Regions from separate parts of the Mus musculus genome. Here region 1 is linked to region 2. A link is a loop called in an ENCODE intact Hi-C map of the cell type or tissue named here. Cell type or tissue: gastrocnemius. All regions are shown on one strand. Links, peaks and the distances in the headings refer to the core of each region. The heading gives the core; the rest is flanking DNA.

What was found. A loop is a pair of places that touch in the nucleus more often than their neighbours do. Peaks named below come from ENCODE experiments on the same cell type or tissue, not always from the same donor. Only the 100,000 strongest peaks of a DNase experiment are listed, where the experiment ranks them.
Region 1: a loop joins it to region 2, with 2.0 times the contacts of the local background. A loop is called at or near these places in 6 of 42 quality-filtered maps.

The regions. Positions count from the first base shown.
Region 1 is chr9:86,487,649-86,504,099 of GRCm38, reverse strand. Dop1a (DOP1 leucine zipper like protein A) reads right to left here. Exons shown (of 39, transcript NM_177208.3): 5 at 14,352-14,522; 6 at 11,930-12,119; 7 at 9,606-9,704; 8 at 3,205-3,304; 9 at 2,117-2,226; 10 at 999-1,107. Among named protein-coding and RNA genes, the nearest start is that of Dop1a, 29 kb to the right of the region's middle. In gastrocnemius, for the core only: no CTCF peak of the experiment used is centred there; no DNase peak of the experiment used is centred there.
Region 2 is chr9:86,544,879-86,561,329 of GRCm38, reverse strand. Dop1a (DOP1 leucine zipper like protein A) reads right to left here. Exons shown (of 39, transcript NM_177208.3): 34 at 15,937-16,089; 35 at 13,024-13,160; 36 at 12,474-12,529; 37 at 11,163-11,327; 38 at 9,555-9,684; 39 at 5,524-7,314. The coding sequence ends at 7,009. Pgm3 (phosphoglucomutase 3) reads left to right here. Exons shown (of 13, transcript NM_028352.4): 9 at 1,817-1,915; 10 at 2,822-2,935; 11 at 3,705-3,827; 12 at 4,965-5,138; 13 at 5,927-8,854. The coding sequence ends at 6,016. Among named protein-coding and RNA genes, the nearest start is that of Pgm3, 19 kb to the left of the region's middle. In gastrocnemius, for the core only: no CTCF peak of the experiment used is centred there; DNase peaks (open chromatin) are centred at 6,495 and 7,262.

The DNA.
Region 1 (16,451 bases), core at 7,992-10,491, 59 kb after region 2:
GTTGAAGCATGCTTTGAAGAAAGTACTTTAAGAAAAGATTCTTTTCCCCTAGAAGCTAAGCTGAACTCTATGATTTAAAACATGGTCTAATAGTAAATAATGGGATGAATGTCTATTTAAAGTAGAGGATCACATTAGTAGAAGTGACAGGATCAGGAAACTGACTTGGTCAGTCTTGTTACCTCTGACAGGCTCTTTAGTTTTGAGTCTTAGTTTACTCATCCCAAATGGGAACAGCAGACTCACAGGACAACCGAACAACTTGGAGAAACTTCTGAGAGACGCACTGTGCAGCTCCGAGGATGACTGTCCACACCAGTGCTGTTGCTAAACAACTATCAAACTCAGAAGGATAAATCTGTCGCCTCACAGTTCCCACTATTCTTTAAAAAATCCTCAGCTTCATCACAATCACAGAGCACCTAAAAATTGACCCTACTGAAGTTCTTCACACACTTGCTACTTTCATATTTAAAATTTTCACTTTTAAGAGCTGATTTATAGTATATGTGCCAAAACACTTTAATAATTAGGGGTTTTACCTATTTTATAATAGCAAAAAGCAAAAAAATATTTTTCTAGTTAATTTTCTAGTGGATCTGATATATAATATACATACAATGAAGGGAAGTACAGAAGAGCAACAAGAAGACTATGAAGGAAATATATAACTCGTATTTCGGTTCCAGCTCTCAAATTGTATGAACTATAAGTTAATTATAATAGATCAAAAAATGTTTCCATTTCAGAAAATAATGGTTAAGAGTTTGAGATATCGTTTAAACAATGACTTTGTTGCCTAACACAGTGTAAAACATAGGTCTTATGCTGACATAAAGGCCAGCTGCACACCTGTAACTTTAGTAAGAAACTGTTAAGAATCTGTATTTAAAATTCATTTCAAAATACAACAATTTTCCCAATGTCGTCATCTTACTTTATTATTAAGCAATACAAAAGCATGTCACCTTATGTTCCGGAACAGCACCAAATATTACCTAGTTCAGGTTTGTCCAATAAACTGATTAAAATACGAAAAGGTTTTAGATCCTGCATGAGAGTGCTTTCTTCTCCAAATCCATTCACTTGTAAGATCCCCACCATGGCCTTCAAAAGAGAAAAGCATACTAGTGATTTAGAAACTAGTAATATTGTTAATACAGTTTTTAACTGTACCCATCTGAAACGCAGCTTCACATGCTCTGTGCTATTCTGACTGGTGTCTGTTTTCTGCGCCAGGGAGAAAGCACACTGCTTTATTATTTTCACTATTCGTCTGTCATTTATTCTTGAGATACAGCCTCACTATAAAGACTGGGCTGACAGCAAACCCATCCTCCTACTTCCGTCCTCTGAGTGCTGGGCTACAAGTGTGTACCATTTCATCGGGATCATGAATTTTCACTGGGAAAAAAAAGGAAAGTCAAGAGAAGTGTACTGAGAGTTTGAGTGTTGGTTCTAGATGTGGATGTTTCTGTTTCAGACATAAATTTCAACTATGCCATCTTACCACTGAGGGGTTTGGTATGCAATTATCTTCTTAGTTATTTAAATTTCAATGTACAATTTCCTTCATTTAAAAATGTTTCAAGCTGCACACGATGGTACACACCTATAATACCAGCACTTTAGAAGCTGAAGCAGGTAGGCCATGAGTTCAAGGTCAATACAGTAAGATCCTGTTTCATAATCAAATACATAAATAAAGAAAAATGCTGGAGCAATCATTAGTTTTCTTAATACACCCTGTTAGAATATTTTGAGGCATCTTAAATATATTAGGAAATAAATGGCTAATTTTAATGTTTCTATGTGAGTTGCAGTCTTACCATATGCAGCCTGCAAAAGCCTAACTACCTGAGGTTTCATAGGAAATCTAGGTCCTGGGCAGTCTGAATTGACCCAACTTTCACAGGGCAGACAGGTAAAACACTGTCCTCCTATGGAGTCCAGCCATGATTACCATTTTGCAGTAGCGATACATGTATTACAGTCATTCTTTGTATGTTTTTGAGCCTTGTCTTGACTTCTTCAATTATGAATTTAGTTAAAGCAAGAGTTTGTCTTAGGCTTTTTCAATGTAAGATAAGCAAAGAATAATGAAAACAGCTGTTACCTGGACTAACAATTCTTTTGAAAAGGTTGTAAAATAGTAAGTGGCGTGTTCTTCAGGATTACTGTGTCGTGTGCTCCTTGGTCCTATGATAGCACCGTTGTTATCAAAACCTCCATGGGAATAAATCACAAAAGTAATTAAAATGGAAGCCTTAATACTGTTGTTCACTAAATGCTAAAATATCTCAAAAACAGCACTAAACACTTACCCAGTTAGTAGCCCATTCATTGTCAGCAAGAGAGACCATTTTAGATAGTTTAATAAAGGGAAACCAATTCAATAGATGAGTCTAATAGTATCCTTCCAGAATTATTTTTATTTTACACCAAATCTTACAGTGAAAAAACTACAATATCTATGGTAAGTTATCAAGTGACCTTTTATTCTAGTAAGAGGCTGTGGAGAGAGGACAGGCAAAGCACTCAGACAAAGGTTGAAGATGATGTGCATGTAGTTAATGCTCTATGGCCTAAGTGTACACAGTGTCTCACACTGGAGTCACCTCTGAGACAGTGGTACTTACTACTTAGGATTCGTTGGTGACTGTGAAGTTTTGGAATTTTGTCATAATTTTGATGATTATTCTTTTTAATAAACTAACTAAGTATAATCATGGAAATTTATAAGAGGAAAAAAATCCTGTTAAAGTGAACAGGACTTTATGGATAGCTGGTTCAATTAATAGGCTTCTGAAATTTGCTCAAAAAATTCGTGATTAGTATTCCCTCCACCTGGGTTGATCACCACCACCACCACCACCATCATCATCATCATCATCATTGTGGTGGTGGTGGTGGGGTGTGTGTATACTGTGCCCTTGTAGGCCAGGAGAAGGTACTGGATCCCTTGGAGCTTGAGTTACAGATGGTGCTCAGCTACCTGATGCAGGTGCTGGTAACCAAACCCTGGTCCTTTAGAAGAGCAGCTGATGCTCTTATGCACAGAGCCACCTTTCTGGCACAATTTCTATTTTTTTATTGTTTATACATAAATGTTTAGTTTCTTCATATAATTTGAGATTATACATAGCAAATCTCTTTTTGTTTTCTTCTTTTTGTCAATTATAAGCATGCTCATTAATTACCTACCAAGAAGCCATGCATAAAGTCTTCGGTTCAAGGACATATCCCTCCTTAGTACTACATGAAGGGCTGCTGACAAGATCCTGATCATATCTGGTCGAGTGGCCTGAAAAGAATTATATTATAGTAGTTATATTTCAGTATAATCCTGGTTTTACTCTTTTAGAAGGAAGAATGCCTTGACGTCTGCTCTGAACATCAGTGTCAGGTGTGGATATGTAACATTGCTTTACCTAAACTTTCAAATACAGGAGCTATTATTTCTAATTTACATTTGAGGAGACGGGAAGAACAGTAACAAGACTCTTGGTTTCTTTTTGGGTGGCATCAAAGAGCAAGTCTGGGTCCAAGCTCCCTAAGCAGGAAAGGATGGCACCGAGCGTCCACTTGATTTTCTGTTCTTTCTGCTTCTGTTTTCCACTTTAGCTTTATAGCTGACACTACAGCTCACTTACTTTAGAACCATGTTTAAAGTTTTTGTTTGTTTTGTTTTGTTTTTAGCTTTCCACCAACAGTAAAATCTGACACAAAAGAGTTTGATAAAGAGGACAAATAGCAGGAAGTCATCTATGTGCCTTAGCTATTCAGCAGTGTCAATGGGCTCTAAAGTCTTCAGGATGCTGCTCACATCAATTCAGTTCATTTTTTTTTAAATTCTAACATGGGAAAAACACAAACAAAACCCAAAGAGTCCCTTTGTTCTATTCATAACTTCAATTTTTTCCGCCAGATTTTTCTTCTAGCTTTAACTTGATGTTTAAAAATGACTAAAGATCCTATTTCATAAGATGTAAAGTTAAAAAAAGATGAGAAGTAGCTAATAAATCTGTTATTAACTTTAAAAATATCAGTCGGGGCCTCAGTGAGTTAAAACCCTTGTCATGCAAACCCGATGACCTGAGTTGAAGCCTAGGCTTCTAGTGAAGGGAAGAACCCACTCCTAGAGTTGCCTTCTGATCTCCATATGTGCAACTGAAGAGCAAGCGTGCGAGTGTGCACGCACACATGCACAAACTACATACAAATTAAAAAAATATCACTAGGTAATAACTTAAATATCAAATCTTGAAATCATAAAAACTGACCTATAAAACTATTCTATACCAAGGGACCTGAGAGCTATCAGTGGCCAGTAGCTCCAGATCTAGGGTTGGGACTCTGGATCCAGCTCCTCTCTCTGCAGGTGTTAGCACTGAGTTTCTGGGAAAGGAGAGCCAGTTTCTTTTAAGGAAGGCTTGGTAGGTCAACCCCACTTCAGAGCAAGGCAACACATCAGGAGTATGTGCAGTACAAACTGGACTGAATGGGCTTAAAATAAAAGATGACACAAAGCTGTATGGGTTGGGAAGGGAGTAGGATCTGGGAGGGGTTGAGGACATGAATATAATAAAAATGCATTGTATGAAATTCTCAACTAGTAAAAATAAAAAAAAAACAACAAAAATGATCTATGCCTCATAAGGCGCTAAAGCACAGTCAAATGGAAATGCGTGGGCACTGCCTCATCTGGATGCAGAGTGACATCTCCTGAGTCACAATGCGGCTTCTCTGTACAATCTTCCCCATTAGAGGACAGGGCATCCACAGATGACACATCATGCCCACTCTGTCAGTAAGCTAGACAATGTGTCAAGTGTGATAGTGAAAACTAGTTATCTAACAAAGAAAACACCATAAGACTGTCTAGATGTATTTCCTTTTTCTTTTGCTGAGTTGACTGCTCCTGATATGTAAGAAGCAAGTTAAACCACTGGAGTAACTGTATGAAAAGCAGCTGAGTAGAGCATCCATTATATTTATTATAATCTTTGTATTTTTGCTTCCATGTTCTTGGAGTACAATAAAGACACCACCAACGAAAGAAAGTAAGTTGATGATACAGCACAGTGGTAGATGAGCTTGCAGGAGACCCTGGACTCAATTCCGTCCATAGACAAAAAGGAAAGTAGGAAGGAACGCTGGCTAGCTTCCCAGGTCTTTTAAAAGAATGATATTGAAATTTGAGCTTGTTACTCAAGGTACACTTTTCAGTCCACGAATTTTACTATTTTGTCTACTAAAATTGTAAGCACACATCATGTGCTTTTGCTGCAAATGTAGGTTGGTTGTCTAGTGTTTAAAACAGAACAGCTTTTAAAAAACCAAGAGTATAATTTTTGTTAAACGATATTTTTAGTTTATATACCTTGGGTTACACCTAACATTAAATATGATCTTTTGAATTTTGGCATTTAGTAGTCATTCATTTAAACAGAAACAATATGGCTATATATAATAATATTGGTAATTCCAAAAGAAAATTAAATTATGAAAGACTGTGTGTGTTGAAGTTACACTGCTTCCAGACACTGGGCTAAAATCTTTGCAGTGTCAACATTTTTTAAGCTTCACATATATGAACTGTATTTATATCTGTTTCCCCTTCCTCCAAGTCCTCCCATGTCCCACCTCCTCCTTTTCCAACTCATATCTTCTTCATCATTAGTTATTATAATGAATAAATAAATAAATAAATACAACCTTTTGAGTCCACTTTGTGTTGTTACAAGCATATACATTTTTAGGGCTGACCCTCAGTACAGAGAAACCAATTGGGGAGTCATTCCAGGGAAAAACTGATTCTACCTCTCTCAGCAGTCATTAACTGCCTATAGCTCTTCATCTAGAAGTAGTGCTTTGTGAGATTTCATCCACGTTAGCATGTCAACTGAAGTGCTACGTCAGGTCTTGTTTAGGCAGGCATGTTGTTGAAAGGTCATGGGTACAGCTTCGCTGTCATATCTAGAAGACACAGTCTTGAAGTGGATGTCCTGATCCTCAAGCTCTCAGAGTCTTTTTGTCCCCTCTTTCATGATGTTCCATAAGCCTTGGGTGTAGGCTGTGTTAGTCTGTATTAGTTCGCTGCATTTGACCAGTTTGGAGGGGTGAGAGCTACAGGCTGTGCCACTTATGAACAGCCTGAGGGGTGAAGATGTTGCAGGCAGGCTAGGTTCCAGTGACTCACCAGCCTTGACCCATGTCCAGAAGTGGGTTCTAGGTTAAGGCAGACTGGATGCTGATGGTGTGAATGGGTTGAAGTCAGGCAGCTAACCAGACTGGGCAGGTGCACAGGATGTGCAATCTGGATTAAATCCCAGGGTTGGGAACAGTACAGGGAGAACTGATCAGACCGGACCCCCAACAAACGATGGACAACTAGGACCAAGCCTAGAGGTTCAGTCCCTAAATTTTTTTTTTACTGACAAAGTGTTATGGTTTGGGGCTGGGGAGATGGGTAATAGGTGCTTGCTGCCAACCCTGATAAGTTACATAATCTACATAAATGTTGACAAAGACAATCCTGCAACTTGTCCTTTTACCTCCATGTAAGTGCTGTGGACACACACGCAGACACAAAATAAAGTAAAATAAAATAATAAAGTTACTGGTTTTAAAATGCTATGGCTTAGATCAGAAACACCTGGCTCCAGGCTCACATTTTCCTTTGAGGGACATGGTGGAGGTGGGTGAGTGGGAGCTGGACTTAGAATGCACAGCTGCTGCAGCAAGTTCCCACTGACAGAGATCGCTCTTCTGCTGCCATCCCTTCCTTGTTACGACTGAAATCTCTGTGAAAGAGTAAGCTAAAATAAACCACCTTTAAGGTGTTTCATGTCAGGTAACAGTGATAAGAAAAAGTTATAGGTATAAGAGGTATTAGGAACAAATATGATTGTTTAGTTGAATATGGTGAAGTGGGTCTGTATACAGAAAATCTTTCCAATTGAGTATACCAGCATTTCCTACATAACCAAACTTGATGTTGCAAAATCATGTATGAATAAAAGTACCAGCTAGACTAGCAGACCATAACAGAACATAACACTCAAAGTTGATTTATTTTTACATATTACAATTAGCTATTAAGATCTAACTTTGGTGTATCAAAGAAGAGTTTTACTTATTAGCAGAAAATATTAATGACTTTGATTTTCCAACTGCGTATCAACCAAAATGCAGACATGAGCTTTCATTTTTATGCTTTTGTGCCAGTTATTTAAAGAGATTGATAAAAGTATGAAGATAAGATAACTCAATTATTTTGAGATTAATCAATAGAGTATTTTTAAAATTACATGATAAATATCATTAGTACTAACTTACATCTGGAAAATGTTTAGCCTCTGAGTATTTTTGAAGTATGCAATAGCATCAAGCAACCAAGTCTGAGAACTCCTATGGTGTATCTCCTCACTAACAGTCGTGGGTTATAAGCACTGTCCCTAAACCCTGGAAGCACCAATGCCTCCCCACCTTACCTGAGGAGAGAACTCAGATAGGAAAGAATAGGGGAAGTGGTGAAGGTTACAAACTTCAATTCCAGGAGGGAATCTACTACCTCACAGTAAGCACAGTAATGAGCTGAGCTGAAAGTGTTGTCGCCGTGGAACCTAAGAATGTGACGTAATGCATAAGTGAGTCATGTGTTCTAAAATGGGTTTTCTCTCTGTCTCCAAGAAAAAAAGTCCACACTTTTTGTTGCTACAGATTGAACCCAGGACCTGATGCCTCTACCACTGGGCTACTCCCCAGTTAAGACACTTTTTTTCTTCCTTTTTGGACACAAAGTCTCCTCCTGCCTTAGCTTCCTCAATGCTGGAACTACAGGTATGTAACACCAACACACATGGCTAAGAAGTCATTCTTAAATACATTACCACACATTTTGCAGTGTTGAAGATCTCTATAATCTCAACTAACGCTTAAGGAGCTGAAGGGGTCTGCAACCCTATAGGAGGAACAACAATATCAACTAACCAGTACCCCAGAGCTTGTGACTCTAGCGGCATATGTAGCAGAAGATGGCCTAGTCGGCCATCATTGGGAGGAGAGGCCCTTGGTCTTGTGAAGATTCTATGCCCCAGTACAAGGGAATGCCAGGGCCAGGAATCAGGAGTGTGTGGGTTGGGGAGCAGGGCGGCAGGGGCGGCAGGGGGCGGCGGGGGGGGGGGGGGTTGGGGGGAAGAGTATAGGGGACTGTGAGACTTCACACACTGCTGCTCTCTTGAAACAGCACAGGAGGGCTGGGAAGGCTGGGCAGCAGGAACAGGGACATAGGGAAGTACAGAGAAGGTGTAGTTTTAATCAGTGACCGAGTGAGATTCCAAACTAAGTTCGTATCAATTGAAGCCTAGGATTTAACTCGGATGCTGTGGAGGAGCCTCTCAGTGGAGGGCTTACTAACATGGAACGTTTGTTTCAACAGGAGAAAGGTCAATATCAAAAATCAATATGGAATGATCTCCTAAGGGCCTGGCAGTCAAGTTCAGCTTGTTACACACATTTCTTTGACTTACTTTTTGTTCTTTATAAGACTTTAACAATGTTAAAAACAACAACAACAACAACAACAAAAGCCTCCCCAAAACTCACCTTAGGTCCATTTGGCCACTCCTAAGCTACAGCTTTGTAGCTGAATTTTCCCAATACAGAAAATGTGTGAATCCAGAAGGCAGAAGAAAGGACCATAGTTAAGAGTGGGGGAGGCTCAAAATAGAAACTGGAAGTGTCTCAATCAGTGACAATGTACTCAATGAACTATAAAAGGCTTCAATTATTATTTATTCAAATTAAATGAAGTAATAAAAGATTTATTAGCAAAGTTGTTAAAAAAAAACCTTTGCCAGTTATAATGTGAAGTTGCTAATCTCTCAACTAGCAGCCATTATGAAAACAACAAAGTCCTTTCTGTTAATTGTATTTTAGAAATAATTTTTTTTGAGACAGAATCTCATTATGTAGCCCTGACTGTCTTGGAACTCTCTATAGACTGGGCTGTCCTGGAACTCACAGAGATCTGTCTGTCTCTGCTTCTTGAGTGCTGAGATTACAGGTATCCACTACTATGGCATGGAATAAATTTAATTTTCACAGCAGATTTCTTTTAATTAAGGAGATTGATTAAATTAAATCCCAGTAAGGAAACACTTCATTAGAAATTTGTCAGGTCAGTAGATTTTATCTGTAGTGAAATCAGTAACAAGTGGCATAGACACTAAATATTTGGTTCTCAAACAGTGCCTAACTCCCCTAAAGTTCTGGCATGTATGCTGGAGTCACCAAAGCAAGATAAGGTGCCATCAGACAACTTATCAGCTAGCTGACTCTAAGGCCGGGGTCTCAAGACTGGGCTTATTTAGAATTAGCAATGAGCACCCCCTGCTTTTTAAAGTTTAAAAATGGTTTGAAACATAAAGTAATCTGCTTCAGTTACTATATTCTTATCAAATAGCTCAGTAGTTTTCTTTACAATATTCATGATTTCCACTTCACCAAAAAGGAATCTGTTTTCTGTATAACGACAATACTTTAATATGGTACCTTTAAAACAACTGCACGTTGAGGACATTATTAGTATCAAGTTTTACCTGACTCATATGGAATGGGAAACAGAAGAGGATGAGGTCCAGCGTGCTTCTCTGTACAAGTACACTCGAGTCCTGCACTGAAGTGCTTACTGCTTCTACCTGAAATAAGAAAGCCTTTAGCATCCTGGGAAATGTTGCCCTGGTATTTTCATCTAAGACAGAGACAATATACCTGTGCTAATCCCAGAGCTCTACAACATACAAATGTTAATGCCAGTGTCAATGACTTCTTACCCGGTGCCCCACTTCATGCCTACACAGCATGTTTGTGCAAATGCTGTGTGGCAGCTTTACTCACACTTGCACCAAGTGGGATACAAGTCAAGTGCCTGTTGACTGATGAAAGAAACACCATACTGTGGCATTATCAACAAGAGAATATGAAGCAGCATAAAGCAGCCAACCAATGACACCACACACAGAAGCGTGGGCTAATCGCAAGTGGGTCATGAACTGTGAATAAACCACACCCACTGTATGATTCAGCATACATTAACAGTCTGGATGTAATGAAACTAAAATCAGAAAACAGACCAACATTTTCAAGGATGTGAACACAGGACAGGAACGACCACAGGGGTCTAGTGATTTGGGGGTAATATAATTTTTTGAGTCTTTTTTATAGTAGTGGTTAGGAGACTGATGGCAAATTGGTACAACCACTCTGGAAATCAATCTGGTGCTTTTTCAGAAAATGGGAAATAGTTCTACCTGAAGACCCAGCTATATCTCTCTTGGGCATATACCCAAAAGATGCTCCACCATACCACAAGGAAACATGCTCTACTATGTTCATAGCAGCTTTATTTGTAATAGCTAGAATCTAGAAGCAACCTAGATGTCCCTCAGTTGAAGAATGGATACAGAAATGAGGTTCATTTACAAAATGGAATACTATTCAGCTATTAAAAATGAGGACATCATAAATTTTGCAGGCAAATGGATAGGACTAGAACTTTCATCCTGAGTGAGGTAACCCAGACCCAAAAGGACATGCATGGTATTTACTCACTGATAAGTGGATACTAGCCAAAAGGTACAGAATACCACAGATCCTAAGAAGCTAAATTAGAAAGAAGGCCTAAATGAGGATGCTTCAATCCCACTTAGAAGGGGGAAACAAAATAATCACAGAAGACAGAAGGAAGGAGGGACCTAGGTAGTAGAGGGGCAGCGGAAGTGGAAAGGGGGGCAGGATCAGGTATTGGGGGGCGGGGGGAGACAGGAGAGAAGCACACAAGGCCAGGAGAATGAATGGAAATCTGCAGCTGCCGGGGATAGGGAGTACAGGGAGCCTATAGAATGTCCCAGAGGCTGGGATGTGAGAGGCCCCAGGACTCTACTGGGATGACCTTAGTGCCCAACAGCGGGCAGTTGGAACCTAAAGAGACCAACTCCAGCAGATAGACAGGGCCCCCAGTGGAGGGATGGGGTCACTAACTCACCTTCAAAATTTTTGACCCAGAATTGTTCCTGTCTAAAAGAAATGCGGGGGGGGGGGGGAGTGGAGGCAGTATTTGGAATGTAAATTAATAAAATAATTAATTAAAAATTCATATATGTAAGATGGCTCAATTTTAGCAAATGGAAGTATTATTTAACTAATTCTAACCAAAGTTGTACATTAAATATCAGTTATTTTCATAATCTGGAAAACAAGATTAATAAAAAAATAGAACTTTTAAAAATGTCCTGCGGCTAGAGAGATGGTTCAGTGGTTAAGACACTGACTACTCTTCCAGAGGTCCTGCGTTCAATTCCCAGCAACCACATGGTGGCTCACAACCATCTGTAATGGGATCTGATGCCCTCCTTTTGATGTGTCTGAAGAGAGTGACAATGTACTCATATAAATAAAACTAAAAATTAAAAAAAAACAAGAAAATGAATTCCTTGCCCATTTTAAGACTAAAGCATCCTATATTGATTTCCTCCTGTTATCAATTTTAAAATTAAGAAGAATATAAGAACACAGTCAGTGTCTATTTTTTTTTCAGGATTCAGCTATATTATTTTGTCTAAATTACATCTTTTTTAATAAGGAAAAGTAAGACTGGAGAGAAGGTTCACTTTGGGATTATTATAATAAATGTAGCTATGGTAACAGTGCTCTATTAGTAAACAAGACAGGAATAATTAAAATCATGGATTTGCTTGGATGAAAGGTCACAGGTATAGACAATAATGCCTTTTCCATGAAGAATTAATCCTTAGAAACATTAATAGTTATTCAGTATTTCGGTGTTGGTTTTCTTTGATGAGAATAGAAATGTTGAGTCTGGAATGTCTGGCTCTAGAGAAACACTTGTAGCATGTCAACCCACCATGAGCTCAATGTCGCTGCCAATTATATACAGCTGATCTTCCATTGAAAGTTTCCTGTTCAGATGGGCCAGAACATATGTGATTCCAGGTAAGCGCACAGCAGGACTGGTGAGCAGACTGCCCCATAGGGCACTGTAGAATGCAGACTGCTCTACAGCCGCAGCAACCTTTTCCAGCAGGGTGTTTGTTCTGGAGCACACAACAGAAGGAAGGGTATAAGAAAGGAAGCATTCAGGGTCAGAGAAAAGCAATCAACCATTATTCTCTTCCAAAATAGTTTACAGCATCCACAGCACAGTTGCCAGCTCCACCCTGCAAACAAGTGAGTGAGTCTTGAAGCATACACTTCCTATTCAGAGGACAGGGTACAAGTCTTGCTTCTGCTGTGTATTAGCTGGATAAATCTAATCCTTCCAACTCAGTCTCCATCTGTAAAATGGAGAGAACAGCACTCAGCACCTGCCTACCTCACTGGCTTAAGTACAGTAAGTAATAAAGCAACATATTTAGTTAATCGATCTTAGCATATCTACGCTGACTTCCTACAAAACCTTCAGATATTTCCAGATATCTCTTTCTGCCATCATAGCATGTAATTTACAATAACATAATAGAATTGGATCTATGACAAAAGTCAAAGTAAGGTCATCAGTGGAACAAAATAAACAATTCAATATACAGAAGTCTATTATATTAAAGTATAATATAGCAAAGTCACATGACTTCAGTTGGTGATTTAATAGTCACATTAATCTTAGGCCTCAATGTATCTATGCATTAAAATAACACATTTATGAGCATTTTTATAGTATTTATAAGGAATATGTAACAAAGCATAAATAGGGCACTACTACCAGAAAGATGATTATATAATTCCTATTTTAAATTTTAATTAGAACTAGTAGAATTAAATGCTACTATTCTGTACTTCCCTTAAGAGTATAATTTAAAACTTATTTCTAAACTAAATGAACTACTTTTATATTATGCTTCTAAAAGTATAAGCAAATAGGTAAATTAATAAAAAGCAAACAATATGAGCCCTAGACATGTTTCCAGGGTAAAGGCACTTGCCATGGAAGCCTGTAGGGCAGACTTCCATCCCTGGAGCCCACATAAGGTGGTCTGCAGCCTCCATTCACATCAGGTACACAGAGACCATGATAATAATAATGACAATAAAGGAAAAAATTTAGAACAGCAAATTATGCTATTAAGTTTTGACTGTATTTTTTCCTTTTCAATATAGCCTATAAGTATAATACAATATTTTCAGAATTAGATTCTTATAGTGTTGTGGAAATAATTGGAATATATTAATTGGTCAGTGTACTTGATTAAATTATTAAAGTTTACATTATTATGTCTACTCACAAATTAAATTTAGCATTTCCTATTTTTGCCAGCTAAACTCAATTTCTTTCTTCTTTCTTTCTGTAACAACATAAGGGCACCACACATTGTCTATAGCCATTAGCTCTTAAGAACAATAGGCTCCAAAACAGAATAGATCCTTTCCTTTAACACGTCACATCAAGTATTACAGCAAAAGCTAGTGAAAAGCAGTGCACTTGCGCCAGGCAATTTTCTCCCATTAGAAGGTTAAACACTATTGTCACAGGGACCCACTTCACACTATTCATTATTTATTAATCTGTTATGTCATTATTTTAAACTACGGGTCATACGTTTCGAGTGACTTACATGTGCTAAGCGCTGGACTGTTTTGATTACTTCAGCAACATATAAACAGGTATTATTTTTCATTTAAAGATGAAGAAAGGGAACACAGTTAGAAAACATTAAAATGTGTTCTTAAGCTTAAATTAGATACTTTGTAACAGTTTTTAATGCTCTTGAAATCTTATATGTATGCCTGTTTTGTCTGAATGTGTATCTGTGTTCCACTTCACTGCCTGCTGCCTGTGGAAGTCAGAAAAGGATGCTAAATCCCCTGAAACTGGAGTTTCAGATGGCTGTGAACCTCCAAGGGAGTGCTGAGACTCTAACTCAGGTCCTCTGGTAGAGCAAGTACTCTTAACCCCTGAATCATCACTCTAGCTCCAATAATTTTTTCTTAATTTTTATTTTTTAATGTGTACATGGCTGCTTTGTCTGCATGTATGTATGCAATACTATGTGAATGCCAGGCAGGCCAAAAGAGGGCATCAGATTCTATGGAACTAGAGTTATAGATAGCTGTGAACTGCCACTTGAGCACTAGGAATCCAAACTAGGGTTTTTGTAAGAGTAGCCAATATTCTTAACTGCCGAGCCATATCTTCAGTCCCATGCTACTGAAATCTTAATGTGTTATGTTGCTACAACTAGAATAATTACTTTTGTGATGTTAAAGCACAGTTAAGGATGGCTCTGACCAACTCATAATTTGTAATATCAAAGAGGACCAAATACGATTACCTCTCATAATACTCCGACCCTTCTTCTAAGCCAGGAAGGATACCAGTCAGCAACCCCTGGAGACCAGGTTTCAGGGTTTTCCCCAAGGGCAAGTAGTACATCTCATACAAACCGAGCAGTGCTGGCTTCACAGACATAGCAGCATTGGCAAGAAGAGGAAACAACCCAGAACTGTTAAAAATGAAAGATATAAAACAGCACCAACATTAATTCATATGCAAGTATATCATATATTCTGATGAAACAGGTTACAGCAAGTGATTAAAATATTATCTATTAATGACTTCTACATCCGTTAAACTAAGCCAGTTCTCTCACCTGAGTTTCATACACACAAGCTTCCTAGCTGTTTCACAAACACCTTATATTCCACAGTTCTAAACAAGAATTCTCGGAAGTCTGCTCTTCCTCCTCCAGAACTAGTACTTTAAAATGATATCTATTATTAGCTGGCCAAAAGCTATATATCTATCTAGAAGTGATGTTTGCATCTATTGTAAAAATGTCTCCTTCGAGACTCATGTATAGTGTGGTGCGTGCCCCGTACTCAGGAGGCAGAGGAAAGTGGATCTCTCGGCTAGCCTGATCTACACAGTAAGTTCCATCATAGTCAGGGTTATGTATCGAGACCCTGTCTCTAACCATTGACCACTGGCTGTGTTCTCTCTTCAGGTTTGTAGCTAATTCCTGAGTAAATTCTTCCCATCTCATCCACGTAATTACTAGCAGAGATTACCATATTTTCATCACCTTGTCCTAACAATTAGAATTCAAAACTCCTATGAAGTTATAACTTTCATTAATAATGTGTCATAGATTTCCTGCCAACAGTTTTGAACATTTCTACCTTGTGGCTACTGCATACACTGTACAACCCGTGTGCACTGACTCTTTTCATTCTTGTAGTACTAACCCAGCCATTCTGTTCCTTTGAGAACCCTCCATGCCCTCTGTAGACTCCAAGCCCTTGCCTGCCCTGTGCACAGACACAGTCCTTACACTCTTACTTACAAATGGTACACTGGAGGATCCTTAAGCATTCAGCTTTCAATTTATGTCAGGTCCTTAATGAAATGACACTAACCTGCTAACTAGATTAGGATTATAGCCCTATTTGATTTCCTAAAGTAGTAACTAGTGCCATATTAGAATATTTATTACTAGGATTGAACTATTTGTGAGGGTTGGAAACAGGAGATCACAGCTGACAGTATTTCTATATTTAAGACCCTTGTGCCATGTTTTGCACTCAGGTAGTATTTTGAAGATGAACGGAGACTCACAGACCACTCCTCATTTTATATAGGAAGTAGAAGTCATGTACAATTGAGTAGTTTTCTACCCAAAATTTTAGGAACACTGTGACCTGAAGATGTAGTCACACTCTGTCTTTGTGAAACTGCCTTTTGTGTGCCTAGGGTCATGTCCTGCCTTTACCAAGAGCTAGCCTCACTGACAACTCTGTCTGCAATTTCCGTCTTTCTGCTCTCTGCAGAAATCTTTGCTTCCAACCTAATGCACTAAAAACAAACAAACAAACAAAAAACAAAAATAACTTTTGTTCTTGTCATGGTATTTTAGGATTCAGAAATCAGTTTCTCTGAGAGATATGTGAATCTGTCTCATTAGAGTATGTCCCTCATGTCATCATGCTATAGACTTTAAGTATGCATGGTGTGGACATGTTTGCTCAACAAGACAACAGAAAGTGAGAACATGAGCAGTTCCAGAACCAAGGGAGCCCTAAGAAATGGCAGACATTGAGTTGGGGTGGAAGAGAAGAGGGTGGTAAAACACAATAAAAAAGATTAAAGAAAATGCCATTTCAGAGAAGCCAAAGGAAAGAATGGTCAAAGGATGGTTTATGACGTTAAAGCTACTGAGAAACAAAGTCTTTTCCCACCTAGGCTACCTTCCAACCTTAAAAAGATATAATGCCTTATTAGTGTCAACAATTTTGAATGAAAACTTTTATGAATGCTAAGAAATAAAACACAATTTGAGAAAGGCTTTACTTTTTTCTAAAGCACTTAATTCAAATATTTGACATTTATATAAGAAACAGTTTTTCAAATTTTTAATTTTATTGTAGAAAGGTTA
Region 2 (16,451 bases), core at 6,014-8,513:
GAAGGTAGAAAAGTGGGTCCCCCAGTGACTGACTTCCTTCGGCTGGCTTCTGACCTCAAGGCCCATTTGATGTATGATTGTGCTCAGATGAGCCTGACAGAGTTTAGGTAGCAGCGAGAGGATCATTATGAGTAACCCTCTGTTGTGCAGACAGTATGTGTGAAATGAATGTGTCTGCTTGGGTCTTGGATCAGGGGTGGAGAAGGTTTCCTGTCCTTGCAGTAGTCTCCTTAGCACCCTGTCTGACATGTTCATGATCTTGCTTCACAGGCCTATGTCCTTACACTTTGGAGGAGAGCCTTTCTGGGTGCACGGGGAGTTTGCTTCTACTTGTTTTTCCAACATCTGCCACAGAACCAGTCTCTGACCACACTGCCTGCTCAGAGTCTGGGGTTCCTGGACAAGTTGGAAGCTGTTTGGTTTTCTCCATCTCACTAGTGGCTAAATTTTTCGAGCCTTTTGAAAACCACTTTGAATTCCTGTGGGCTCTGGGCAGAGAAGTGAATCAATACAGCAGGTGAAGGACTTCAAGGAATGCCTGGGCCTCTGCTCTCATCTGTAGTCAATCTTCTAAAAAAGTAGAAGTGAAGTTTGCTGTGGGTTTCCTGCAGTTTAAGAGAACAGTAGATGGTCCAAACATCACCAAGGCTGCTGGCTCTGCGCCACTCTAAATACAAGGTTATAGCAGCTTCACTCCAGGGCCTGTCACGGGTTAGTGCTTGGCTCTAGGACACATTCTGGGAAGTGCAGTAATGTGACATGAGTTAGTGTCATTATGTGACCCTCTAGTGTCATCAGCTATGATGACCAGGGCATTCAGCTGGAAATTCCGTTTACACTTCAAAAGCTATTTACTCCTCAACCCGTTTTCCCTTTGGATTAAGTACTTTTGGCCTTTGCCATCCTATGGTTTCTCAAGTAACAAATGCTGACCTTACTTAATATCTGTTTTGTAGTTTTGTTTCTGTTGGTCAGTTTTTCCTAAATCTGTTGGGTCTACCATTCATAGCCTATTCACTGCTGCTAATAAGTCAGGGTTACTTACTACTACTGTCTATGACCAGTCTTGAAAGTCTAACTGGCCTTTTATTGTTCTTTTAATTTTTATTTTTCAAGACAGGGTTTCCTCTGTACAGCCCTGGTTGTATTCTTGGAACTCACTCTGTAGTTGTCCTCTGAGCGAGCACTGGAATCAAAAGTGTGTGTCACCACACCCATCCCCAACTGGCCTTTCTTTTTTTTTTTTTTTCCTCTGAGACAGGCTTTCTCTGTATAGCCCTGGCTGTCCTGGAACTTACTCTGTAGACCAGGCTGGCCTTGAACTCAGAAATCCGCCTGCCTCTGCTTCCCAAGTGCTGGGATTAAAGGTGTGCGCCACCACGCCCGGCTCCAACTGGCCTTTCTTAACTTTCTAAGCCAATAAATAGTTGGCAAGAAATAATCTTCGGACTCTATCTAGCTTGCCATTGTTTATAAAAGTTCTATTGGAATTGAACCACATTGGAATCCTGCATATTTGTTTACATGAGGTCTATGGCTGCCTCCGTACACTTCAGAATGTTTGTGCAAGACCATATAGCATATATAGTGTAGGATATTTACCATCTGGTCCTTCATAGAAAAGGAAAGCAGGCCCTTTCCTCCAGACTGCAGCTAAGGTAACTTCTGAAGACAGGTGATGCTACATCTACTTGCAGGCGTTTTCCGCGTGGCCTCTTTGGCACCAGAGGGAGGGTCCAGATTTTGTTCTTTATTTTTGGAATAATAGATATAATAAGTGTTTGATTTGCCATTGTCTTTCGTTAATGTGTTGTAGGTACCTGTGTATTGCACCAAAACTGGTGTTAAACATTTGCATCACAAGGCTCAAGAGTTTGACATCGGAGTTTATTTTGAAGCGAACGGGCATGGAACAGTAAGTTCTCTTCAAGATGTCAACTGGCCCTGGCTGGCACTTTTCTTGATAATGGAGTTCTAGTTTGTTAAATGTCTAGGTAGGAGTAAACTACATGATCAATGTATACTTTTTGATGCTGTAAAATTTCTTTTTTAAGACTATAATGAAAACAAAACAAAAAAACAAAAATGCTGGGCAGTGGCACACGCCTTTAATCCCAGCACTTGGGAGGCAGAGGCAGGCGGATTTCTTAAGTTCGAGGCCAGCCTGGTCTACAGAGTGAGTTCCAGGACAGCCAGGGCTACACAGAGAAACCCCGTGTCTAAAACCAAACCAAACCAAAACAAAACAAATTAAAACTATAATGATCTTGTATGAAGAATGAGGCTAGGGAGAGCTCAGTTGGGGAAGCAGGCATGAGGTCTGGAGTTTGATAAGTGCTGGGGAGGCAGAGACAGGCACATCCCCGGGGATCACTGACCAATCAAGCTAGCCTAATCAGTGAGCCCTTCTAATGGAAGACCCTGAATCAAAACAGTCCTTGATGACTATCTGAAGGGTCAATCCTGGCCTCAACATGTATATGGTGATGAGTATCTGACCCTGTGTGCTGTACTGAGAAATGCAGTGAACTCTTTCTGATGTTGCTTATCGTATATCATTCTGAGGTACCTGCTGCATATTCAAGATGTGCGTGGAGAACACGGTGAGCTCACATGTCTTAGTTTTTGTCAAGCAGTAGTGCTCTCTGTTAAGTTACTTTTATAATCCATAAACTGTTTCCTTAGTAATACCTTTTGTGCTCTGATTTGATATTGTTGGCAGACATAAGGGTACCATTATCTTTACTTCAGTTTCTCCAGATTCTCTAGGAATGGAAGGTAACCTGGAGTCCGTGACTGACTTCATGTGCTTCCACTGCAGGCACTGTTCAGTGAAGCAGTTGAAGTGAAGATAAAAAGACTAGCCCAAGAACTAGACGATGGAAAAGGAAAAGCAGCCAGGACGCTTGCGAGCATCATCGACTTATTCAACCAGGTCAGAGCTGGTGAGCTGTCTGTGTATGAGTTAACATTAAGACACGAACAAAGAGTTATATAAAACGTGGAAGAGTCCTGGCTTGGTGGTTTGTTTCTAACTGTGTTGTCCACTGTTAAGACTTAGACTAGAAATGGAACATTTTTATATGCCTCCTTTTCTTGATATTTTATTAAGAAAACGTAAGTTCAAGTATACTTAGTAGCTACTGAGTTATATATCTTGTGTGTAGCTATCTTTTCAAAGACAACTTTGGGAAAATTCTATAACATTTACATGTTTGAGCAAGGTACATTTATTTATAAGTCAATGGAAGAGCAACGTCCAAGTCCAGAAAGACAATGGCATCTGAGTGTCTGGTTTGGATTGGCCATTTTATCCATCTTGCTTTATAATCATTGCAGTAATGCAGGAAGCAAGGTCATCATTTCCATTTTACAAATGAAACAAAAGCTAAGAGTTTGGCTCTAACTTCATGTGTATCTTGAACCAAAGGTCATTTTCTCTTAGTGCTGTCAAGAGATCTACTTAAAGTATTTGAATCATAAGCTGTCGGGACTGACCCTTTATCCAGTTTATATGTTTCTCCTGAGTTGGTTTAGTCATCTTACCTGTCATTGTTATCTTCCCTACTGCTGTGTATCTCCTCAGTGCTCATGTTATTTTCTGCTCTCTGGTTCATGCTGCGCAGCTTGGGTTCCGAGGTGGACAGTATTCATATGGGATTTACTTCAGGCTGGTTTATATGCTTTGTTCCCCAATCTTGCAGGCAGCTGGAGATGCTATTTCTGACATGTTGGTGATTGAGGCTATCCTGGCTCTGAAGGGGCTGACTGTACAGCAGTGGGATGCTATTTATGTCGATCTTCCTAACAGACAACTCAAAGTTAAGGTGAAGAGAGTGTGAAACCACCTTTTTGAATGTAGCTGTTCTTCCAGTCTTCCCATGCCAAGTGTGTCCAGAGTGGGTTATATTTCACTATATGTACATTCTACTTAGGAAGTAAGGGCTTATCACAACTGTTTTCCTCACACTTTAAAAAAGAAGTTATTCTATACTCCCACTTTATAGAATGGAAGGGATTATGTGTGAATATGCATCACTTAAAAATATGAACCAATTTAAACAAAATCACAAAAATTATGTAGCCAGCTTAAACAGGTTTCTGCTTTCCTGCTCACTTGTTTTCACATCCAAGTCCACACTATTTTGAGGCAGAACTGAGAACAATAACCTTATCATTTTAACTGAAAATGTTACTTTGGAATTAAGTTTTAGCTTACATTCTTTTTTTGAGACTAGGTCTCCTGCAGCCCCAGGTAGGCCTCAGTCTTTACGTTCCTGGCCGAGGCGTGGAGCAGCAGAACCTGTACGCTAAGGCAGAGAATCCTCTGAACGCATGTCAGATGAGCCCATATTTCTATCAGTCGACACACACTTCAACAGAATTTGATGAGAGAGAATTAGAACTAGGAAAGCCAGAGTTCAGAGCTGAGGATTTGCCTTTCATTTATTTAGGAGATTCCTAGTACAGCTCTCTTATAACTTCTTACAGGGCGTAGAAGTCCTGGGGCCAGACAGTAGTTATTGCTATTATTTTAATGGTAGCCCTGAGACAGTATGTGGAAATGTTCTGTTTGGCTAAAGGTAATTTTTTGTATACTAAAGAAGTTTTAAGTAGTTGTATAAATGTTTAAAGTTACATGGCACCCAGTAGTAGTGGGGCATGCTTTTAATCCCAGCACTCAGGAGGCAGAGGCAGGCGGATCTCTGAGTTCAAAACCAGCCCATTCTATAGAGCAAGTTCCAGGACAGTCATGGATAGAAACTGTCTTGAAAAATGAAAAATAAAACAGGAAATTTTATTATTGCAGTTTCTTCTCACCTGCTCTGGTGTTTCCCTGCTGCACACTGTAGTGTGGCAACCTGAAACGCCAGTCTGTTACTCTCTGGCAAGACTATTTAGAACAGGTTAAGCTTTTGAAAGTGAGTATAACAGAGTAACACATACAGCATATTTTTGCTCAGGTCGCGGACAGGAGAGTTATTAGCACCACGGATGCTGAGAGACAAGCAGTCACTCCACCAGGACTCCAAGAGGCAATCAATGACCTGGTGAAGAAATACACACTTGCCCGAGCTTTTGTACGGCCCTCTGGTACTGAAGACATTGTCCGAGTATATGCAGAAGCCAACTCACAAGTAAGCTGGCATCAATCTATTGAGTTTGAATCAAGGAGGAAGACAGGCGAGGAGAAAACACTATTTGTGTTTGGATCTCACTGTGGCTTTCCCCTCTGGGATCTGTGAATACAGCCCTTTAGTATACGAAGATTGAAAAGTTACTGAGTTCAGTGGGAGGTCCAGTTTATACCCCTTTAATTTGTTCCCAAACAGTGTTCTCTATTGTAGATTCTTGAGGGTGTGTTCTGGCTGTACAGGAATAACTAATAAATCCTTAGTTTAGTCTGACATGTGCTAATTTTAATGTATTATAGATTATTCTTTTTCCTCTTTAGAACTGTAGTTTGTAGAAGCAGCCAGTTTTAGTATGTCCAAATTAACTGAATGCTTGCTTTTTTTTTTTCTGGACTTTGTAATTACTGTTCAAATCTTTCTCTAGATTCTTATTACTCTGTTTCTGCATTTTCATCATTTGTTCTTTATGTATACTGTGGTTGAATGCGGACTCAGGAGATAAACAGTTACTTTTTACATGGCAATGACTATGTGATGTAAATTCTAAGAATTACTTAGGGAGGTTTGGTTTTTAAGTTACTTAATTTTGGAATAACTTATAAACTCAAGAACTGAAAATCTTATTTAGAAGAATCCAGCCCATTTTAAATATGGGCTTTGAACCTTATTACTGAAAGATGAAAAAGAAGTTATTTGAATACTTCTGTGAAACAAAGTCAGGAAGCATCCCCTAGGACAGCCAGGAATGGCTGCAGGCACTGTGTCTCACTTAATTTTACTGTGATTTGCAGGAAAGCGCAGACAGGCTTGCCTATGAAGTGAGTTTGCTGGTGTTCCAGCTGGCTGGAGGCATTGGAGAAAGACCACAACCAACTTTCTGAAGATAAATTTTATATTCTGGAGAAGTGGACTTCTAAAATGTTTCTATAACACTTTATAATATTGGCAGTACTAGGGCATTTGTAATCATGACATCAACATGTCATGCATGTTAATGGATTATTTCTAGATAGGTTTTTAAATGCTACCAGGAAAAAAATGTTTAGAAGCTCAAAATCTTAGACTTGGGAATGAAGCTTACCTCTGATTTTAATCTGTATTAAGTTTTAATAGTTCAAGTGTCATTAATTTTACAGGGTATGAAGTGAATTCATGAAGGGTACTGGGAAATTAAACTTTACTAACTTCTTTGCAGCCCCTTTCGATTGCTTACCTAACCAAGATGTTTTGTAGCACTGACCTACCTGGTTCAAATGGGGAGATTTCGTATGAACCAATTTCCCATGCGGATCTCAATGTGAGGAAGAAATGACTGACTGGTTTGCTTAGCAGCATCAGAACTGGCAGGTGGCCCATCTTTCATTGTACTGGCAGAGCTCTGTGCTGTGCCCACTAGAGTGTGTGGTCCAGGCTTCAGCTACTCTTTAGTGCTCAGCGAAGGGACACAGCTCCATCTGATACCTGAAGCCTCTGACAACCAAGTGACCATTCTGATACTAGGACATTATTAACCACAGAAAGAAGAAAAACAACAATTAACAATTAAATGAGGCTTGAGACCAAGCAGGAAAAAAGAAAACGTGGTGTGTATTTTGCAGGTTTAAGACAACCCAAGACAGTGAAACAATGGACTATATATGCAAATATAGACCTTGTAGGCACCATCATCAGTATGAGCCACCTATATATTTAAACTTGATTCAGGCCACATTCAGACATAAGCTCTTATTTACAAATATTTAAATTAAATACAACCTGAATAATGCTTTGTTACATATACACATATATATATATATAAAAGAAAAAGAAACTATACAACTCAGCAGTGTGTTTTAAGTATTCCATTTAGGCTCTGGAGAACCACTGGTGGTGGTCAAGTCTTTATGACTCCTTCTAGAAAGTCCTTTTCTATCATCTCTTCAATTTTTTGCCTGGCTTTGCTGGAAAAGGCTTTGTGATTCTCCAGTTTCATGTCCTTGTTTGGGAAGGAGTTTGGGTAGAGGACGGGGCTCCCTGAGTGTCCGCCACAGCGGCTTGTGACTTTGCTGTTGAAGACTTGGCTGAGGACATTGAAGAAAGGCAGAAGCTGCTCCATGTTGCGCATGGTGCAGAGCGTCAGCAGCAAGTGCCCTGGCTCCCAGCCCAGTGTCCTCCCCGAGCAGTCTTCCTCTGGGTTTTTCTGCAAAACACAAAAAGGAGTTGTTACTAATAGGTAACGTATGTTATGTGAGAAGTGGAGACAAATGCCAGCATCAAGTCTTCACTGCAGACTTGACGAAGTCCACTGGTTCTGAAGCCTTTTAGCCGCCAATCTAAATGAAAAGTTAACCATGGACTTTCATTATTAACAAATGCTGTCACACAGTTTACCATATTGCCTCTAGTCTCCTAAAAATCAAACCAAATCAAATCAATTTATCCTGAAAGAAAGTAAATGATGCTTACAGCCTTTATAGCTAATTTTGAAATACAAGACAATCATGGTAAAATTACTTTTTATATTCCTATGGAGATTTTTCCTTTAAAAGTGTGACCCTTCCCTCACAGCCCTGAGCTCTTAACCAAGAAAAGCACAGTTTCAGTGGTCTTTTGTTCTTATGTACCTGCCCTCCATACTAAATAACCAAATATCTCCATATGACCATTTCCTCCTCTGACTTCACAAGTCTACAGGTGTGTGCCTTCCTTCCTGTTTACCTGTCATTGCTTTTGCTGCCATATCATATGCATCAATAGCCACCCTCACCTGATGCTTGGCCATCTCCAATCCCTCCAAAATCTTAAAGTCCTCCTCGTCCTGTGGAAGGAAAGAGGAGAACTCATAGCCCCTGTTCGAGTAACAAGTGTGTTTGGCCATGAAGGCCTTGTTTAAAGGGATGGGGATGGGAGATCCTTTCTGGTGCAGATGGCTGCCGTATCTGTGGTCATTGTGGAGGACAGCAGAGGGCACAGGCCTACAGTCGTATGAATGGTCACTGTATCTGCATTTCCTCCTCAAATCCTGTGACAAAAAAGGAATGCTTTTGTCCTTAAGTCCTGGATGGACTTTTGGTCCATAACTTTGTCCTTTTATTTGGCTCCTAAAGAAGCAAGTTCCTCATGTCCTTTAAGTAAAGCTCCTAATTGCTTTCTTCCCTTTTGCTCTGTAGAGAATCGAGTACAGCTTCATTACTGCTGAAACAAATCGTGTGAGTTCACACAGACCTGGTCTCACATGAGCCCTAACTCTATGTACTGTTAAGATTCTGCACTTAGACAGGTATTAACACAGGCCCAATGGTGAAATGCCATTTTCATTTACCCCTCTGCTTCAGGGCCAAGATTGGCCCGAAGGTTAGCCTGATCCTTACTTAATTATAAAGGATTCAAGGCATGTATAAACTACAGAATTTAACTTCTACACTTTATTCATGAGACAGATTTTGGTAATTCTCATTTTCTCTTGATTTCCTTTATATAGATGGTTTTTTAAAAAATGTTTTAGACATTTGTATTTTTGAGTTCTTCCACTAACTTTCTGATTAGTAGTCACATTTAGTAGATGGCTTTATTCTCAGCAGTGTTTCTAAAACTACAGGGAGCAGCAGTAGGGTGGATATGCAAAACTGAAACATGGCATAACAAGAGTTTTATAGAAAATATTAGGAAATATTATTAAAGAAGTCTATCTAGCTAATTCAATTTTGATAAAGTATTTCTGTCAAGTTTATTGAAACTTTATTATGTGTTGATCTTTTCATTTTCTGATTTCCTTTGTTTTTTGTTTTTGTTTTTGGGTTTTTTTTTTTGTTTTTGTTTTTCGAGACAGGGTTTCTCTGGGTAGCCCTGGCTGTCCTGGAACTCACTTTGTAGACAGGCTGGCCTCGAACCCAGAAATCTGCCTGCCTCTGCCTCCCAAGTGCTGGGATTAAAGGCGTGCACCACCACGCCTAGCTTCTGATTTCCTTTTTGAGGCTAATCTGACAGGCTTGTTCTGCAGTCACCCCTGAGCACAGCTCTCGTCAGTTCACATCTGTGTTCATCATGGCATCAACCTGACTCTGAGCACACTAAACTCTCAAGAGTACTTACAAGCACTGGTTCCAGTGGTTTCACTCATTTTGAAAGTAAAAAATTTAAAAATAATATTAATAAAGATTTTCTTTATCTTTTTTAAAATTTGAGTATGACAAACAGATTTCTTAAAAATAAATCTTCAAAACCAAGAACTTATTTTCCAAATAAACTTGATAATGTTCTGAGCTTTACAAGAAACATTTAGTAAATGATTTACAAATGTAACATTTAATGTGGCAATTACTTAGTAAACATTTAGTGACTGACTCATGAATGTAGCATTTACTACTAGCACATTTACAGAATACACAATAAAACAGAAAACAACAATAACATAATAAGAACCCTCCTAAACTTTGGTACCTTTGCCCTCTTCCGAAGAAGTTTTGCTAGTCGAACCACATATGGCTTAAATTCTCGCTGATGTATGCCCTGCCTTCTGACTTCTAAGCCCGAGTCATCTGAAGCTTCAGGAATAAAGGCCCATCGGTACCTACCAGTGGGAGAAGGCTTATATTAGTAACACAACACACACTGTGTCATCAAAGATAAGCTACATCATTTAGTACAAAGACCATGGCCCCACTACATGCAAACTTAAGAGCCAGCTGAGCCAGGCTTTACTCAGTAAAAGCAGAATTCATTATTTGAAGCTGAGTGGTGGTAGCATATGCCTTTAATCCCAGCCCTCGGGGAGGGGGCAGAAGCAGGGGATCTCTATGAGTTCAAGGCCAGCCTGCTCTACAAATAGAGTTCCAGGACAGCCAGGGCTACACAGAGAAACGTTGGCTGAAAAAAAACCAACCAACCAAACAAACAAAAACAACAACAACAAAAACCCCAAAACAAAACCGACTGTCCCAGCGTTATATGATAATAGGACAACTTGTAATGCACTCACCACCATTTTACTCATTAGCAAAACCAGTTTTAAAAAAGTTTCCTCTTTCCCTAATAGACAGAATATATTGTGTTGCTGCAGTGACTACCTCAAGCTTGCAGTCCGCCTGCCTCAGTCTCTTGCTGACTGGTAGTCAGGCTACTCAGAAGGAAACTGCTGTCTGCACTACAACAAAGTTGATTATTCCGGCATGTAAAAATATACTAGAAGGAAGACTTTCCTTTACAGGAACCGTCAGGGCTGCTAGGCTCTTGTACTGTATGTATCCTTCCAGAGAGTCTATGCATAGAAAAGCACATATTTTTGGACTCAACCCTCTGATTTTCAGAAACAAACTGCTACCAAAGTCACAAGGGTTGTGGGTGCTTGCCTGGCATGCTGAAGATCCTGGACTCCATCCCCAGCACTAAGACAACTCCACCAAAAAATAAAAGCAGGCACAAATGCTGTTTGAACTATCTTGGAGCTTTTTATTTATTATGCTTTCTTCCACACTACACAGCGAAGATAAACTTTCTAAAATGCAAGCCTAATAATATCACTTAATCTGTTAAATGCTTCAGTGGATTCACATTATCTTAGGTTACATCTATGCTCTTTTTTTTACGATGCTTTACATAGTAGAGTCCCTTTGTAGCCCCTCCTTTCACACGAACGCCAGCAGGACAGATCTTTTAACACCTCAGACAGATCAGCCCCAGTCCTGCCTGTCTTCAGAGTGAGCATCTAGCTCTGTACCATCTCTGCTTACAACTCCTTCCTGGACTTGTTCTGAACCTCAAAGTCGGCAGCAATCTTATGCTTTCCTCATAACTTCCTTCATGTGTTTGGCTCTGTCCCCTCCACTGACCTTATAGCTTCTGAGGCTGCACCCCACTGCCCCACTTCTAGGTGGGAACATATCCACAGCAACCATTAGTGCTAATAACTGCTGCTCCACTCTTTCCAATGCAGAAAGGTTTTAGTGGAAACTTATGAATACTTCAACCTACACAAAAAACTTTAGGTTGTACATCAGTGACCAAATGTATTTTGAAAAATACCCATTTAATAGCCTTGCTTTTACTTACATCTGAAACTGAGGAAGATTTTCAGAGGGCAATGCCAGAGCCAAATCCAAAAACTTGCAAGCAGAGAGATAGAGGTTTAACCACCTCTGGCTGTTATATGATGTGGAGAAGCCATTACCTCCAGTATAGGTTGTCTCCAGACCAGCAGCAGACGGCCCTGACGTCCTGTAACCAGACAGTGCTGTCATCAGAACCTTTGGCTCACAGGAGTCCTGGAAATGCTAAAGATTAACTTGTCTGTTCCAAAGCCACACTGATGAGCAGGAATCAGTGATCACAACTACACTGTATTTTGAAACGTTACTCTTCAGGCACTATATATATCCTGTTTATGAGGCAGAGTTTCTCATTAGCTTGGAGCTTACCAAGTAGGCTAGGTTGGCTGGGCAGTAAGTCCCAGTAACCAGCTTCGTCCAGTTCTTCAGACATGACTGCAAATGCACGAACCACTGCCACCTTTTTCTGTTTTCATTCTCTGGGTAAGAATTTTTGGCTCTACACACACACACACACACACACACACACACACACACACACACACACACACACCATATACATCTCTGGTGTTTGTAGGAGTCAAAAGAGGTTACTGGATCCCCTGGAACTGGAGTGACAGATAGCTGTGACTGGCATGTGCGTGCTGGGAACTGAACCCTGGTCTTCAGCAAGAGCACATGAGTTCTTAACTGCTCAGTCATCTCTCCAGCAAGCACACCTACACATTTACATGTGTTCAGGGATAGAACTCAGGTCCTCACACATGGCAAGTATTACACACTGAGCTAGCTACTGTACACTCAACTGGGAACATTCTGGAAGATCTATAGATACCTTGGTCACAGGTTACCTGCCATACTGATTTTATTATGTATCCCAAGTTTTAGAGACTAGATCTAAACTTCCAAAACTAACATGACTAATGTAGTTGAAATAACACTAAATTATATTAAGTGGATTCTTTGTGTAGAGGCTGACAGCCATAAATAGTGATAATCTATTATGTTTCCTGACTAAAGACAATTATATTCAAACTTAAATAATGGAAATATTCATTTTGTAAAGATTTTATTTTATTTTATGTGTATGGGAGTTGTGCCGGCATTTCTATCTGTGCACCATGTGTCAATTCCCTTGGAACTGTAGGTACAGACAATCCCATGTGGGTGATGGGAATTGAACCAGCTCCTCTGAGAGAGTTGTCAGCACTCTTCACCACTGAGCCATCTCTCTAGCCCCAAATAATGGAAGTGTGTGGATAGTGGGGTGCCTGAACTCTCCTGAGTAACTTCAGGCAACTTGAGCACACATTACCGTGAAATATCTTCATCAGCAGTGAGCTCCTGCTCCATCAGTAAGAACACCTGCACCTGGAGACAGGGAAGGAAATGGTCCCGTTCAATTGGCTGTGTCATTGTTTCTCACCATATCTTTGGTGGAAGTGGGGCTTGGGAGGGTTTACTTTAGGAAGTCTGCCCAATCTCCGATGTGAGCTTAACTGGGAAGTATGCTGTACTTGAAGTGGAGTATATGCCTTGCATCAGACTAGTGCTACAGATCAACTGTCTCTCAGCAGGGCTATGATTGCAGGGGCCATTAGTCTCGTTGGCTTCGACAAAGCCAAAAAATGTGCCAAAGAGAGCAAGCATTAAACTGGATGAGCCATGTAAGGCTCACAGGCAGTTGGTTACCTACACAACTCGAGGCATGAGATACTTAGGCGCATGGAATCTGACTTGTTTTTATTATTTTCAATTTAGACACTGCCATGATAATATTGAGTTTAGTTTTCACCTAAAAAACGTTTGGTAATTAGTCACACTGTTTTTCAGTTTATATTTATAACCTCATAAAACTAACTCACAAGTTCTGTGATCATGGTAGGCCAGAGTGAGGTGAGGTGTTGTGGAGACATTCTTAAAAGTAACACTCTGAAAAACAGGAACACTTGAGAGTGAAGGGTCGGCACCTGGGGCAAACGGAGACTCTCAACCAATCTCTCTGAAAGAAACACAGCGTATTTTCAATGCCTAAGTAATTCCAATTATTATAAAACTTAATGTCTAGTCCAGACAGAAAAACCTCCAATCTTTTGCAGGCTGCTTCTTTCATTAGAAGTTAAGGAGTGTACGAATCTAATAGAAAATCAAGAATTTTCTTATTAGATTCAGTAGATTCTATGATATGGCAACTATAGACAGAATAGGAAAGTGGTACTGGTCCATGAATTATATTTTGAATAAAGATTAAATGTAGACATGAAGGAGCCAGGCATGGGATCCCAGGACTTGGGAGGCTGGTAAAGCAAGATCAAGTGCTGGAAGCCAGCCTGTACTATATAATGACACCTGGTCTCAAACCCAACCCAAGCAAGCAAGCAAGCAAGCAGCCCGACTCACAGAAGACTCTGTTCTATACCTGAAATTAGGTAAACAGAGTCAACAGAATCACTTTCATGTGAGCCCTTGGGTTCTTGAGGTTAGAGGCTGCACAGCAATCCCTGAGTTTGGTGATGGGTGAAGGTATTTGGTGGCTCAGAGTGATGTATCCTTTGGACACAGTCATGAAAGTTTTCAAAACAAACACAAAACAAGATTTTTTTCCCTCCTAGTTTTATGTTTCTTACATTGTATTAAAACTTTGATTGAATTGGTACTTAGCTATAAAAACTCTGTTATTGTCATTTTAAGTTCTAGGATATCAAAAGATCAAGTATTCCTCAAGGGATTTTCCCACCTATCCTATGGAAATAATCTATGTTTTCAATTGTTTGTGGAAGAGTGATTTAAAGAGCAGTCATGACTTTACTTGGAAATCTAAGCATGTCAGATGTAGTTGTGTGTAGACAAGAGATGGCCTGGTGACAGCTGGTTTCACTGTCAACTTGAATGGAGTAAGGAATGCTTAGAGCTGTGTGTCTGTGACTCCATGACATAAATTGTACCATCATGTTCTGTTTGCATTTGTTGAAAGTGGATTCCGAGAACAAGTTCTGAGACTCCACTATGTTTATTTCATGTTTCCTTCAAAATTCCCTGTTCTGGGACAGGCTGAGTACCCAACTCTATGACACAGACAAAAGAGATAGCAGACAGGAAAGGGTGTTAAACCACACCATGTCCTTGGGCACAGCTAGAAAGTAGACGATGTGCAACAGGAGTTACTGTTGTTTATACCAATGTATAAAATGTCCCTGTTGGAATGAGAGACTGGAAGCTCAGCCATGAAGAGTCAGTTCTCCCTCTGACCACTTTTCAGTGGGAGCTGTTGCATGGTTTCCCTAGTCATTCCTGATGGATGCTGTTGCAGTTGCGTGATTTGATGTTACTATTGTTGTTAGTTTACCTAGCTGGGTTCTTCAGTGGTCTCTGCTAGATGCTGCAAGGGTCAGAGGATATTTTGCTGCCCATCTGCTGTGTTTATCTACTGCTTGCAATTTGTTCTACCTGTCCTTGCTGCATATTTAATAAACTCACTCATTTGAAAACCAAAGTACAGCTACTGTAGACCATTCTCTAGAAATAACAGAATGGGCTTCCAGAAAATAATAACATAGGGTCAGTGACAAAGGCAAGATCTGTCCTTAACGTGTGTGTGTGTGTGTGTGTGTGTGTGTGTGTGTGTGTGTGTTTTAATGAAAAAGCAGTGTGTGCTGTGGCTGCCTTTTTTTCTTTTTCTTTCAGCAAGTATTGCTGTTGCAACTTTTTAACATTAGATTCCAGTTTCTTTGGCCTTTCCTTTTTCTTTTTGTTCCTTTACTTAGAAGCTACCTGGGGTTTATTTTTGTATGGTATAGGAAAGAATCTCTCTTATTTCCTGGAGTAAATTAGTACTCTCTATTTTGTTTTTAACTATTTTAAGTAAATTGATAAAGAAAATCAACTGCCTAGAGGTGCTATCCTTTCTCATTTTCAAAGACCCATAGAATGTATTCATAATATAGAGCTTACTCTATTTGCAAACTCAGAAGAAATCAGAAAAGACTGACTGTGACCTGGCTTGGAATAATAGTGTAAGGATTATTTTAGGTCTAAAGTAAACATCGTGGCTCAGGTACATATGCACATATATGTGCACACCTCAGTCCATGCACAATTTCCTGGTTATCCAAGTCACATCTGTGCTTAGAGAGACACATGGACTTAATACCAAGGTATGTTCCAGGGAGCTTGGGTGCCTACAGTTATACTGTGTCCATGAAGGCATTCATCTTTTTAGAAAGGGCAGTTATTGTGTTCTCTGCTTCTCCAGTGTGCAGATGACCACTGTTGGAGTACTTAGCCCCTGCTTTCTAAGCCAATCCAATACATTCCTCTTCTAGAGACCCCTGTCTGCAGCACAGTTCCAAATAAGACATAGAAATGGTTGTGACTGGCAATAATTCCTGGCTCTCCTTTATTTTGTTCTCTTGTTTGTATTTCTTGACCTCTTGTCCACAACTAAAATACAGTAATACACTTGCCTAGAGTAAGACAGTCACTAATTGAATTTGCTGTGAATTTTCTGATATTTGAACCAAACAGTAAACCATAGATCATGTTTAGAGTAAGTCTTTCAAATTCAGGGTTGATTTCTTTTACATAATGAAGCTGAAAAATTTTCAGTTATGTAATAATGTCCATCAACCCACACTTGGTTTATCTCAACCCAAATTAAAATTTAGTAAAGGTATTTTATAAGAAACAACAGAAAAACAAAACACCCAAACTCAAAATAAATGTGCCCCAAATCCCTATAATTCAGAATAGAGAGAAGATAAAGGGTTTTAATGGTTTACCTTGTATGTCTGGAAGGTACTTTTGGTACTGGTCACTTTCACTGCTAAGAACGGCGAAGGCCAGTCTTTTGAGAAGCATGGCTCGCTGTTCTAGCTCCACATCCCGGTTTGCAAAAAGATTGAGAGAACTGCTCTGGGCCACGGCTACTCGAGCTATAAGAAGGAAGGGAAGCAGAAGGCCAGCTAGTCATCTGAAAGTGATCATTGCTTATTTAGAATGAGTAAATACCCCATGACATACACACTGAGGAACAGGGCAAAGCACCTAGACCTTTCTTTGGTGCCGAAAAGCTGTAGACACTTAGGACTGTGAATTTTAGAAGGTAAAATAACCAGTATTACCATTAATATAAAGCTGTGTGTTTAAATCTTCTATATTACTTTAAAAAATAACTTCTGGAGAGATGAAGCTGGTCTGACTTCCTAGCCTTTCTTTATATTGAGCTCCTTGCTCATGACTTGCCTGCTATAGCATATTGTCTTGTTGGGTATGACATGAACTCACTGAATTTGCT